Linked DNA regions of Homo sapiens: region 2 is linked to region 1. A link is a contact called in ENCODE Hi-C or POLR2A ChIA-PET data. All regions are on one chromosome and are shown on one strand. The core of a region is the stretch at or near the end of the contact, and the rest is flanking DNA. Distances in the headings are between cores, read along the strand shown.

The links. A loop is a pair of places that touch in the nucleus more often than their neighbours do. ChIA-PET counts read pairs that join two places held with the same protein, here RNA polymerase II (POLR2A). Pooled maps may share reads with other maps.
Region 2: a loop to region 1 is called in a map of B cell, with 4 times the contacts of the local background. The contact joins the enhancer-like site here to the promoter of DARS1 in region 1. A Hi-C loop is called at or near these places in 2 of 168 maps with a recorded cell type or tissue (B cell and OCI-LY7), 17 of 37 single-sample maps with no recorded cell type and 9 of 50 pooled maps. POLR2A ChIA-PET finds 5 or more read pairs at or near these places in 4 of 52 experiments (B cell, OCI-LY7, PC-9 and 1 more).

What each region holds. Positions count from the first base shown.
Region 1 is chr2:135,982,087-135,988,543 of GRCh38, reverse strand. DARS1 (aspartyl-tRNA synthetase 1) reads left to right here and starts at 2,918. Exons shown (of 16, transcript NM_001349.4): 1 at 2,918-3,141; 2 at 5,090-5,147. The coding sequence starts at 3,076. It overlaps DARS1-AS1 (DARS1 antisense RNA 1), which reads right to left and starts at 3,368. Exons shown (of 4, transcript NR_110199.1): 1 at 3,028-3,368. RefSeq lists an enhancer at 3,072-3,171 and a silencer at 3,222-3,281.
Region 2 is chr2:136,205,304-136,212,043 of GRCh38, reverse strand. No RefSeq gene overlaps it. Among named protein-coding and RNA genes, the nearest start is that of CXCR4, 91 kb to the right of the region's middle. Within about 2 kb of position 4,728, at least 7 of the 41 ENCODE cell types and tissues checked have a DNase peak (open chromatin) inside an H3K27ac peak, as active enhancers do; they include B cell and OCI-LY7, where a contact is called at or near this core.

The sequences.
Region 1 (6,457 bases), core at 1,669-4,168:
TAGACAGTGAAAACAAGAATAAGCCCCCAGCCTGGACAACATGGTGAATCCCCATCTCTACAAAAAATACAAAAATTAGCTGAGCATGGTGGTGCACACCCGTAGTCTCAGCTACTCCAAAGGCTGAGGTGGGAGGACCCCTTGAGCCCGGGAGGTCGGGGCTGCAATGAGCCTTGATCGCACCACTGCATTCCAACCTGGGCAACGGAGTGGGACCCTGCCTCAAAAAAAAAAAAAAAAAAAGGCCAGGTGCGGTGGTTCACTACTGTAATCCCAGCACTTTGAGAGGCTAAGGCAGGCGGATCACCTGAGGTCAGGAGTTTGAGACCAGCCTGGCCAACATGGTGAAACCATGCCTACTAAAAATACAAAAATTAGCCAGGCATGGTGGCGGGCACCTGTAATCCCAGCTACTCGGGAGGCTGAGGCAGGAGAATCACTTGAACTTGGGAGGTGGAGGTTGCAGTGAGCCAAGATCATGACACTTCACACCAGCCTGGGAGACAAAGGGACACTCTGTCTCAAAAAAAAAAAAAATTAAATTAAAAAAAAGAGAGAGAGAAAGAAGAATAAGCCAAAGTTGCCAGCTCCCTGTGATTCTTGTCCCATTAAGGACATCACTGAAACAAAAGGCACCAAATGACTGCAACATGAGTAGTGGGACACTCTGTTGCTTAACAGCCACTTCTAGACTCCAGTTAAGCAGTAAGATATTATATACATTTTTGTATTCTGCATTTCCCTTGAGGGAAGGGGGCAAGAAGTCCCACACCTCATCAGAATCTAGGAGGTAGTAAGAAACCATCCCATAACAGCCTCTCAGGGAGACAGGGAAGTGAGTGGGAGATGGCCTTCCACCCTCTCATGTTCCAGCAGGATCACAAGATGTTTTTCCAAGATTCAGGTTAGCTGCAGTTCCCGCCCTTGCCTACATGGCTTATGTGGATCCTGCAAAGCAGCCAGAGCACCATAGCAGAGCTGTTCCCCTATTCTTTGGTCTGTGGAATAGGCTACCATACCGGATAAAGCTAAGAGGAAATCTCTAAAAGTCACTTTCCCAGCCCCCAACTAGGATAGGAAATCATAAACAATAACATGTCCCCAAGGGGAATAGTGGAGATCAGTGCAACCCTTAAAGACGTAATGGTTGGTAGTCTCCATCACATTCCTATTGTCACCGGTGTGGCTCCAGCAAAAACCAGACAAATTCAGGAACTTGACAGTAGACTACTGCAAGTTCAACCAAGTCACAGCCTCAGTTGCAGCTGTGGTATCTTTACTACAGCAGATTCTTAAGACCTCAGGCATATGACATGTGGCCACTGATCTGGCAAATGCTTCTTTTCTATCACTATCAGGAAAGGAGGCCAGAAACAAGAATATATATTTACAGTCTTATTCCAGGACTAAATAAGAATACTTTTATCAAGGCAACGGGGCCAAAGTAAGAAAGAAGTACATGGACAGGCCTCATGGACAGATGGAAAGGTAAGATCGCTACCCTAGCAAAGGGATAATAGATGGGATTTGTATTCAGATTTCTGATAACCAGTCCATACATTAGGACTATACCTGATTGAGGCAATCCAAGTTTTAAAAAAAATTCCAAGATGAAGCAACTTCACAGACCCCCTTCTGTATTCGAATCCCATGAGTATAATGGGATGCCTTTTTTAACGGAATGTGATACTGATCATGAATATTCAGTGTTGCTCCCCAAGGAATGAGTAAATTCTCCTGCCCCCATGAACTCAGGAATGACGATGTGACTTGTTCTCGCCAATAAACTAGGAGAATGTGAAATGTGTCACTTCCAGGCAGCCATTTTAAGAGCTAAATTCTCTTCCTGACTCTGTAATAATGGAAGCATGTATCAAGATGGCGCATCTATCAGCCTAGGTACCTGTGTAATATTAAGAACAGGAACTAGGACTTATCTTTTTATTGCCAGCACCTGATAGAATGCCTGGCACAAAGTAGATGTTTGTAAATAATCTTTGATCAATTAAATAGGGAATAAAATTTCATACCACCTGCAATTAGAAGGAAAGCTACAGGCAAGCAAGGACCATGGCTGTCTTCTCACTACTCCATGGGGGAGCCTCCAGAGAGAGCCTTTCACTTGCGCTGGGATCTATGTGCACCCCTTAACACTTTGTGCCAGACTAAGACACTACCAAGTCAGTTGAAACGACGGAGTGCAAACTCTGGCAGGGGAAACAGTATTAAACCAAATCTCCAAATTATTTTCAATTTCGATTCAAAACTCATGAATGATAGCTTTTTTAAAAAATCAGTTTTTTAAAAAAGCCTAACTTGGGGATATTCGCCCATTGGGCAACCAACACTATGCACTGTCCCTAACACTGCAACAGATCCAGGCAATCAATGCAATTGTATGCGTTTCTTGTTGTCGTTGCCACTGTATTTACACCTCACTTACACAGGGACTGGTAACCCATGCTGCCTTGGCAAGCCAACTGCACTCCTCTGTCCCAACAAGCAGGGCAATGGATTGCGAAGAGGCCTCCTCCGTCCCCAAGCAGCTACGTCGCCCAGGGGAAGAGAGAAGGCGGGAAAGTCCAAGAGAGGAGAAACCAAGGCCCGCGCTTAGGTGGGTGTTTTAGTGACGAGTCTGCGGTTACAGCCGAGCGGAGTTGAAAGGGCTGTTAGAAGAATGGAGCAGAAGTCGCAGTTGGGACGAAGCTGAAGAGAGCTGGCATTCGCCCAGGTCTACAGCCAGCCACCTGGTAACCCCTGCCCCCGCCCCCAGAGCCAATCCAGCGAAACTACCGCGAATTCCCGGGAATTCCCTCCAACTCCGGGAAAACTCCCGGAGGGGCGGGGCAAGAGTGGGAGGAGACCCTGCGCGCGGCCGCCAGCGCTCCGGGATCTCGAGATAGCCGCAGCTCTCGCGATCTTTCTGGAGCCGCACCTCCACGCGGAGTCCGAGCGCGTGTGCTGAGACCCCAGGGTCGGGAGGGCGGAGACTGGGAGGGAGGGAGAAGCCCCTTTGGCCTGCCTTACGGAAGCCTGCGAGGGAGGGTGGTGTCCACTGCCCAGTTCCGTGTCCCGATGCCCAGCGCCAGCGCCAGCCGCAAGAGTCAGGAGAAGCCGCGGGAGATCATGGACGCGGCGGAAGTGGGTTTCCTCCTTTCCTGGGCCTGGGAGGACAGACCCCTGGGCCGGGCTGCGCCGAGGGAGGGAGGAGGGGGAGTGGGGCCCTACAGGTCCTTGTCGGCACGTTCTCCGCAGGCTGCGGGCGTGGGGTCCGGGCGCCTAGAGCCCTTGCCCCAGCAGTGGGGCCAGACCCTCTCCGGACCGCGTTTCTTGCGGGGGTCACCTGGGAGTTTGGCCTACTAGAAGCGTGTCCCCGGGGTGGGGAGGACGGGAAGAACCAGCCGCCCCGGAAGTAGGAGCGCGGCGTCACACTTGAGTCTCTCTGGGTTAGGCACGTCCTGCACGTAATGCACAATCCCTGGGAAAATTTTAATAAGCACTAGTAATCGATATGTACTCAGCCCTCGTGTTCCTAATGCTTTAGCAAGTAATGACAGTACTTAGCAAAACCATCTGCCAATATGTTTAATGACCATTTCCCATGTGACAGCTTTAAAGAACACATGTCATTTTTATTTACTTTCTCCCTCTCAGTGACCCGGTAAGGTAGGTAATAGGAGTTACCGAGAATGCATTTGAGGTGAAGTGACCCCAAATCACGTGGATAATTCATAACACCCAGTGATCCTTCGGTGCTTTTCAGAAATCAAAGTTTGAAACCATCCTACAAGTTATGTGTGCTGTAGTACTGTTAAGCCTTAATTTCCGTCTGGCTCCCTAATTTTTCTATAAGGAGTTCTGAGTTTGTGGTAAGCAACATGAGAAGTAAGGTCATCTTAGAATACTAAATGAGGAAGAGTCACTGAAATATTAATAGTACTAATTATGAATGCAACTTTTTTGTCCTTCACACAATTTAATCTCCTTCTGTTGCCCTCAGGCTTCATTGTGTGACTGTATCTCTCTACTCTGGCCAGGGTTATCTTTTTCTTTAAATTGTTCAGTAAGCGCCTTAAACATGTCTGGTTTTATTTTGGTGTAAACACAAAATCCAGCACCCTCCTGCTCTAAAGGAGAGGATTCCAACAGGTAGCTGTAAAGTGACAGAAACTTAATTGTTTCATACAGATCTTAAGTTACCTTGTAAAAACTAGGGCAATTATTTTTGTGTACTCTTAATCTGCTTAATTACATAAACTATCAGTGTACCCTTACAGATAGTATAGGTCTAGATACAAGGTAGACATTGTGGCAGAGTTATGCCATTTTATAGCTAGAAGAATCTTAGATCATTTTAGAGGTAAAGTAAGATTGAAATAAAGGCCACTTATCTATTTAATAAGTATATTTTGTTAACAGATTGGACCCTAGGTCTTCTGTTTCCTGTTCCTAACTCTAATCTGTAACAAGAAATTTGATATTATTATATTGTCAGTGTCAAACTCCTGTAACCTGGTATCCTGAATCTGGTTTTTAGAAACAGGAAGCTGGTGAATTTTTTGATGATGTTTTACAAAAGGAAAGTTGTAGTTAGCTTATACCCAGCATCTCCAGTTTCTAAAAACTGTGGACATCTGGTGCTCAGAAAGCTTACCCAAAACGTTGGTTCTCTTTGAACATTTCTTCCTGTAATAGGAAGTTAATAAAACTGTGGTACTTCATCCTACTCCCTTCACAGAGGAAATTTATGTCCCTGCTTTGAAGTAGTTTCATCTTTTTGAAGAAGGTAGTTAAGATGTGTTGTACATATGTGTAAATTTTATCTGAGAATGTTATTAAGTATGGTAAATCCATCTAGGAGTGGTGATCTTCAAAACAAACTAACCAGAAACAGTACTTTTCTGTTTTCTGTAGAGTACATATGTAAATGAATGAGAGATTTCCACATTATGAAACTACTGACTTTCTGAATTAATAAAATGATCCTGAAAGTTAAATTCATTTTTATATTCTATTATTAGTATTTATGTGTTTACTGTGCTCTTAGTGTTTACATAAAAAGTCACGATGCAAAAAACTTTTTTTGTAGGATTATGCTAAAGAGAGATATGGAATATCTTCAATGATACAATCACAAGAAAAACCAGGTTAGTAGCTATGTGACAGTAAATAAAGCTTTTTTGCTTTCTAATTCCAGGAAAGCTCTAAATGAAATTTTAAGTAAGGTTGGCATAAATCTGAAGGTATAATTCTGAAAAGCTTAAATGACATTAATAATCCAAGTAGATGTCATAACCCTGTGTAAACATTGTCAGTTTAGGGTTCCAACTCTAGAAAAGGAAAAAAAATGTTATTAGGTATTGTAGGTTAAATGGTATGTTTTAAATGGTAGATTATATTTTTTAAATATTCCTAAATTATTAGGTAAGATTCAACCGTTGTCTAGGAGATAGGAGAGTGGCTAATAACTGCCTTCATCACATGTAGCCTTTTTGCATGCTTTAATAAAGCTACCTCTTTTACTTCCCCCAACCCCCACAACTTTACTTCTCTGACTGTTTTTAGCTATTATTTATTCCTATTTTGCTTGACTCTTCCCAAACATTTATATTTTCACTTATTCTCTACAGCATCCTTGAAAACTAAGGAACCAAAGTTGAAAGATAAGAAACTTGACTTACACAGAGTCTGCCAGACTTGGGATTAGAACCAAAGGCCATCTGACCCTAGAGTCCATGGGTCCTTCCATCTTACATCTTCTCTGGCTTCTTTGGCAGTACTATGATTTGAGTTTTAAAGCCTCCACCCCCACTCCATTTTGTTTACTCGTAGCTTTAGTGTCTGGGAATGAAATGAATTATTCTTAGACCCCAGTCTATCTTTTCTTATAACCGCTCTTTTTTGTTAGTGTATGTTGGCATCTTTATATTTCTTTTTTTTTTTTTTGGGAGACAGAGGCTCGCTCTGTCGCCCAGGCTGGAGTGCAGTGGCATGATCTCGGCTCACTTCAACTTCCGCCTCCCAAGTTCCTACAATTCTCCTGCCTCAGCCTCCTGAGCAGCTGGGACTACAGGCGCACACCGCCACGCCTCACTTTTTTTTTGTATTTTAGTAGAGATGGGGTTTCACTGTGTTGCCCAGGCTGATCTCGAACTCCTGAACTCAAGGCAATCCACCCACCTCGGCCTCCCAAAGTGCTAGGATTACAGGTGTGAGCCACCGCACCCGGCCTTATATTTCTTTGAAATTGACCTGACTCATGTTGTTTCTCTCAGACCTGTAGATTTTTTATTTATAAATGTTTGCCTTTCTTTTACTTCTATTCTATATATGTAATTTCAACAGATTTGTCTTACTTAACTATTTGACAGTAATTTTTCTTTTGGTAGACACTTCAAATTACGTCTCTCACTCTTTGGTGCAGTAATTGTAGACGTTTACATTCTTGCCCATTGGA
Region 2 (6,740 bases), core at 3,479-5,978, 220 kb before region 1:
GCCTTTGGATTCCACTTGGGAGTAAGTCTTCACTGAATGCCCACCATGTGCTCAGCCCTGTGCTGTGCTGAGTGAAACACACAGATGTGTAGGACTTAGTGCCTGTCCCCCAACCCACACCCAAGAATCTTACAGTCAGGTTGGGGAGATAAGGCAAGGGAACCCTGACTTCCTCATGCTGTGGGTGGTACTAGAAATCAATCTTCCTGCTTTAGATTTGTACCATTGTTATGTCTGAATATTTGTGATCCTCCCTCACAACCAAAACTCATCTGTCAAAAACTAATCATCCATGTGATGGTATTAGGAGATGGGGCTGTTAGGAGGTGATTAGATCAGATAATGGAATTAGCGCCCTTTTAAAAGAGGCCCCAGAGAGCTGCCTTGCTCCTTCTACCATGTGAAGGCACAGCAAAAAGGTACCATCTAAGAACCAAAAAGCCACCCTCACCACACACCAAATCTGCTGGCACTTTGATCTTGAACTTTCCAGCCTCCAGAACTGTAAGAAATAAACTTCTTCTATTTATAAGCCACCTAGTCTAAGCTATTTTGTCATAGCAGCCAAGCTGACTAAGAAAGCCTATCTATACTCATGAAAGAGTAATGCAGTTGGGGTATTATTACCATTGGCCTAGCTCAAGAGATTTCTAGCAACCTTTCCCTCTATCCCCAAGTAGGGTTGCCACGTAGAATGCATGCACTGTTGCATGGGGCATACTCATACAAAAAAAATGCATTATTTATTCCAAATTCAAATTTAACTGGGAATCCTGTATTTTTTATCCTAAATCTGGCAGGTCTACCCCCAAGTCAAGATGTTGAGGGAATTGTGCAACCACTGGCCTTATCTTGAGTTCAGCAGTATCCTAGGGTAAAAGACACAGAAGAAGTACATAGGTAATCAGTGGGGACTGAGCAAAACCTTGGAGCATGAATGGATGTCACTCTGGTCAGGCAATGATGGGCCAAGGTGCCAACTGTTGATGAAAGGAAAGCATCACCAGACACCTACTGCAAGCTCTGCTGGCAGAAACCTGGGCTCCTCTCAAGTGCCATTATCAGTTTCATTGTTGTGCCTGAACAACACTTCTCTTGCTGGTCTTTTGTCAGCTCCATTCTCCCAGCTTTACCCATACAGCAGACCCACCCTCTCCTTAGTAACTTCCCAGGCTTGGTTCCAGCTCTTGAGGCCACCCTGTGCTTCCCTCCTTCTCCCTCTCTGCACTCCCCTTGCCCACATTCTTACTGGCACTGAATAAATCCTTCTTTCTACCAAGGCACTTCCTTCCCTCTACCTCCTCCTCAAACCCTCTTCTCCTCTTATTCCCTCAACATAAACACGATGACCCATCTGACCGAGAGCTCAAGTAAAGTAAAAATCAGTTCCCACCTTCTGAGAAGCAGGAAGAACAGAAGCCTCACACCCTCCCTGGAGGTTAGGGGAAACATCTGTGCCTGCCCAGCAAGGAAAGGGAAGAAACACAAAGCATTTCACTTCTATATTAGTTTAAGTATAGAATAAGTGGCTACAAGAAGACCAAAATTGCAGAGTCTAAAACAAGACCTAAATTTCTCTCTTATACTTAATATCAGGAGGCAGATAGGCAGTCTAGAGCAGGTAGACAACTTGATTCCCTAAAGCCAACCCAGGACTCAAGTCCCTTCTTTTCTTCCATTATCCTACTGGCATGTGCCAGCCTATATTCTAGCCAGTAATAAAGGGAAGAGGGCAAAAAGGGGAAGGCCGAAAACATTCTTTTAATAAGGAACAATTGTGGACTTCTCTTCACAGGATGTCAATTCACATTCTTCTATCATCAGCCACATCTAGCTGCAAGAGAGGCTGAGAAATACAGATTCTAGCTGGGTAGCCGTGTGCCTTCTGCAAGTGGGGAAGAGAAATGTCTTATTAAAAATAAAGAAGGCACAATTATTATTCTCTGCCAAAATTAGAACAGTCTGAAAATTCAAATCTCACTGTAATGTACCAGCAATACACAACTATAAATGATGCAATAGAAGGATGAGTAGTACAAATGACATGGTATTAATATAAGGGCCCCAAGGAGAGAGGATTTGTTGTGAGGTTTATGATGGGGATAAAATTTCACCTGGGTCCTGGGAAGCCAATAATCACTAAACTTTCATTTCTTTGAAAGGTAATTTTTAACCAGAGTCCCCAATACCACTAAGGACATCTACTTATTACAACAAATTGTTAGAAAAAAAAACACTGGATCCTTGATAAGACTGAAGCACACACTCAAGACATTCATATCTCCAGTTACTTTGCAAACAACATATTAAACCTCAGGCCTCTCTCTCTTTCTGGTTTTACAAGTGTGTTGTAAGAAGTTAAGCAACTAAAACATCATAAGGAGATAAGAATTAAGTTTAATTTCCTCTCATAGCCCTCCACTCCTCCTGAACAAAGTCATTTCCTAATGTATTGCAAGACAACGTTAATCATCCCCACCCCATTAAATCTATTTGCTTTCATTACATGTTCCTAATCCAGTTGAGTATGGACAAAACATTGGATTTACTTCCCATGAATTTCACCTTTTATTTTAATAACTACTTCCTTTGCCTGTTTTCCCTGGCTTGCCTTTCATCTTCTCCTCCCTAATCCTTCAGCTTCCTCATGATCTGGGATACAGAAAGCTCAAAGAAGCTCTAACAATGCCCTTTCTTTATATCGGCCAGCTCCCATATCCACCCCCAGCTTGATCTACGCCCCACTGGTTCCGAGCATTAGTCTGATCTCAGGGTCAAGAGCATAAGAACTACAGCAAGATATTTTGCAGGCAAAGGTACTGGGCTATGGCAAGCTCCCTCATCCGCTCTGTAACAACATTTGAAGCAGGTGTAAAAAGTCACACCAAACCCGTCTCCCTTCGAAGCACAAGGTCAAAAGGATAAGAATCAAGGGGCTGGTGCAATCCTAGTCATTCTCCTTGTTCACTCCCTCTTGCTGCCAGGTCAGGAGGGTCCAGGGAGAAATTAGCCTCAGAATTATAGTCTGAGCACCTTGGCTTTCCCTAAAATGAATGCTTCAGAAATGCCCAGTAGGCAGATCATTAAAACCTTCTTAAGCATTGTTACGGGAAGGCCTCTGAGAGCCACAAATCTTGCCATAGAGGTACACTATTTATCCAGTCAGCATTTCCATAGCGAGCTGATGGCTGGTGAAGGATTTAACAAGGTGGCCCTCCAAGTCCCTTCACTTTACAAAGTGCCTTTTACAGGTGGGTAGGCTGACCTTGAGCAGGTTCATGTCTTTTCTCTGAACCTGTTTCCTCATCTGTGAAACAAAAGGATTTGATCAAAGCCTACAAGCCTGAGTTGTAAGGAGATGGTTTTAAGTACCCTGTTCCCTCTGTCTATTCCAAAGAGCCTGGATTCCACTCTGGAATGAAATGGTGGTTCTGCCTTGGGAAAACTGGCCCAAACTCAAATAGACTAACTGGTGACAGAAAGGCCATTTAGCCTGAATATTTAATTAGACATTGGGAGTAGACATCTCTCCGGTGTCTGCTGAGCTCGCCACAACCCCCTTTTCTTCCCAACACAGTTCACATGGTTGGGCTTCCAATAGCCCTTCTGGTGGTTAGACCAACTATGGACACCTGACCCACGGACAGCCAATCAGATTGCCTCCCTCAGGAACTGGGGTTGGCAGGTCAATTTCCCCCTAAAACTGAAATCCTAATGTGTTTGTGGGCTGCTCTGGGTTAAAATGGAAAATGCATACTCACTTTCCATTCATTCTTTCTAGTCTTTGAACTTTAAAATGTGAGGTGTTCATTCTCACAGAACCTCAATTGCCTACGTGTATCTGCCCAACAGAACTTACCATTTCTCCTCAAGGTAGGAATGGGGGTGAAAAAATACCAGTTGTGTAACCCCCATTTGGTACCAGAAGAGCTTCCTTGCTGGTTTTCCTGGCTTGGAGGCATGGTGTGGGAGCTTAGGCACATAGACCAGCCTAGAAGGTGAGCTTGAAGATAGCATTAAAGGTAACCACCTGAACTGATGATTCAGAGCTAGAAAGCCCGTACCATTTAATTAGCTCCCTTTGCACTGGCCTCAGTGGCATCTGAATAACATGATCTTGGCACTTACTGCAAGTTGTGAGGCTAATGAGGCTTATCTCTACAGCACTTATATGGACTTTGAAGGCCAGGGCAGTGCAGTGAGGAACAGAGGGGAGTTGTGGAAAGATTATGTAACAGGGCCTCTGGGCTATAAGGCTGCATGGTCAGCCCTATGGACCAAAGAAGAGACTGTTGATCTGCTGATAGGGTGATGACACCCCAGCTTTGCTTTTTATTAGCTGTTCTATTACCGGCAACCACAGCATCCATAGTTAAAATCTAATCTGAATGCTCCTTGAGAATCCTTGGGCGCAGAGGTTCAGAAGAGAGGCTGACAAGCCTTGTGTCTTGTGAACTACTCTGTCCCCACAGCAATGCCCAGACATCTGCGCCACAGCCTGCTCTGACTTCCCTTTTTCTGTGCTTCAAGCAGCCTTTTCCATTCTTTGCACTAAACAAAGTTTGCTATCACTCGCCTCCCTCGATGGTTTCAGGAGGAGAGCTGTTGGTATGTGTGCTCACTTGTGACCTGGTGCTCAAAGCAGTGAACTAGAGAAACAGCCTGGTGGGTGGAGTGTCTAAAAGGAAATCGGGACTCAAGATAAGGAGGAGCAGCCCACTGATGAGCTAGGTGCCCTTGGGCAAGTCCCTTAACTTCTCTGACTTTCTCTTAACTCCTCTGTAAAACAAGCAGAGAGGATAAGGTGATTTTCAAGACCCTATGACTACATGGTGTGATTTCCCTTGCTCCTTCCTCCTGCAATGCCTCCTGTGTCCTGAACAGTTCCTGTGAAAATTACTTCTAGGAAAGGTATTTGCCCCTCCAAAGCCTTTTCCAGATGCTGCTTGCCTGAAAGGGAGCAAGCTCTGATTGGGATTCACCCCACACTTTTTTCCTCTAACACCAGAAATGCTCATTTGTATTGATGACTTGAAGACTGGAAGCCTGTGTTGCTCTGGCGATAGACAGTTGAGTTTATTGGAAGTGAACACCAGGCTTTCAATTCACATCAGTCTGGGTCCTCGGATTTGCATGATTGCACATTCAGAGACAGGCACCTGCACTCGGGGCATCCTTGGCTGCCCACACGTTCCACTGAGCCAACCCCAGCTGCTACAAGCTGCCTGTTTAAACAAGGCCTGCTGGGAGTTGAGCAGGGCTGCTGAGGTGAAACAGTGTGTTAGTGGTTGAGGCTGTTCGCACAGAAGAGTCCCCTCTGTTGACCAAGCCTTTCTGGTAGCTCCTGGGACAGCTGCAAAGGGTGTGCGACCCTAAGGAGCCTCCTCCCTCGTGGGCTGGAGCATCTGCTAAGGCCTGTTCTTCATTCCTACTCAGCATCAGAGTGAGTCCTACCATGCTCAGCTCCTCCACTAGGGAAACCTCCCTGGACCTCAGTCCAAATTCAGAACCTCCTTCATGAAGATTTCATAGTAGCAGACAATCCATAGTTAATGTCAGGGTTTAAGTCCCAACGTTACATTGACTAGCTGTGTAACCCAACGGCTTTTGGAGCCTGTTTCCTCAATTGTAAATGAGGATAATAATATTGCCTACATGGTTGGGCTGCTGAGGATTAAATTAATTAATACATGTTAAACACTTAGAACAGGCCTGGGATGTGGAAAATGCTCACGAAATCTTAGTCATTATTTTGTCATTAATTTGGTTGAGAGAGGTCAGATGTAGAAAGCACCTGGAAAAAGACAATTTAAGTTCATCGTTGAAACGCAGTAATCTTATTTAAGTATCAAAATGTTCCTTGTAAGCAAGATGGAATTGTTTAACTGTGACACTGGGTACTATAAACTGCAAAGTAATCTCTCATGAAATTTTAGAGTTTGAAGATTAAAATGCACTACTTAGAATGCAGTCTGGGGAAAGGGTAGAAGAATGGGAAGAAGGTCTTCTCCTTTAACCAGGTCTGGTAGACCACCCCTCAAGCTTTCTAGTCTCCCTCCCCATGGAATGACTTGCCCCCTTGCTCAGCTCCAAGCAAGAAAACTGAAGAACCGGGAAGTGAAATGATTTTTTGCTGATCTGCGATTCAAGACCAGGTTCATCTGGATCAAAAATCCTTTGCTGATTCTGCCTCTCCATCCAGTCAAGCACTGTGCCAGGCAGACACTCTGGAGGAAACACAGATGTATGACACAGCCCCAAACCCAAGTGTCAGCACTCTGACAGGAGTGCCTAATATTACACAGAAGTTCCGGAATACAGTTGAGAAAACCTCTCAGCAATTGAGAGAGAAAGAGAAAATTAGATGATCAAAGCAAGAGATCCAATATCCAACAAACAGGAATTCTAGCAAAAAAGAGAGAGAATGAAAGAGAGGAAACCATTAAAGAAATTGAATAAAGTTCCTCAGACCTGAAGGACATGAGCTTCCTGAATGAAAAGGATCTGCTAAGGATATAGAACTGTAAGTGGCAGGGAATCCGTCATCATGAAATTGTATATAATCAGGGATGAAGAGAAGATTCTAAAGGCTTCCAGAGAAGGAAAATAAGATAAAAAGGATGAGGCCAGGATGGCACCAGAGTTCTCACCAGCAACACTGGAAACTCGAAGAAAATGGAGCAACACTCCCAAAGTTCTGAGTGAAAACTATTCCCCAGCTAGATTTTAATATCAAGACA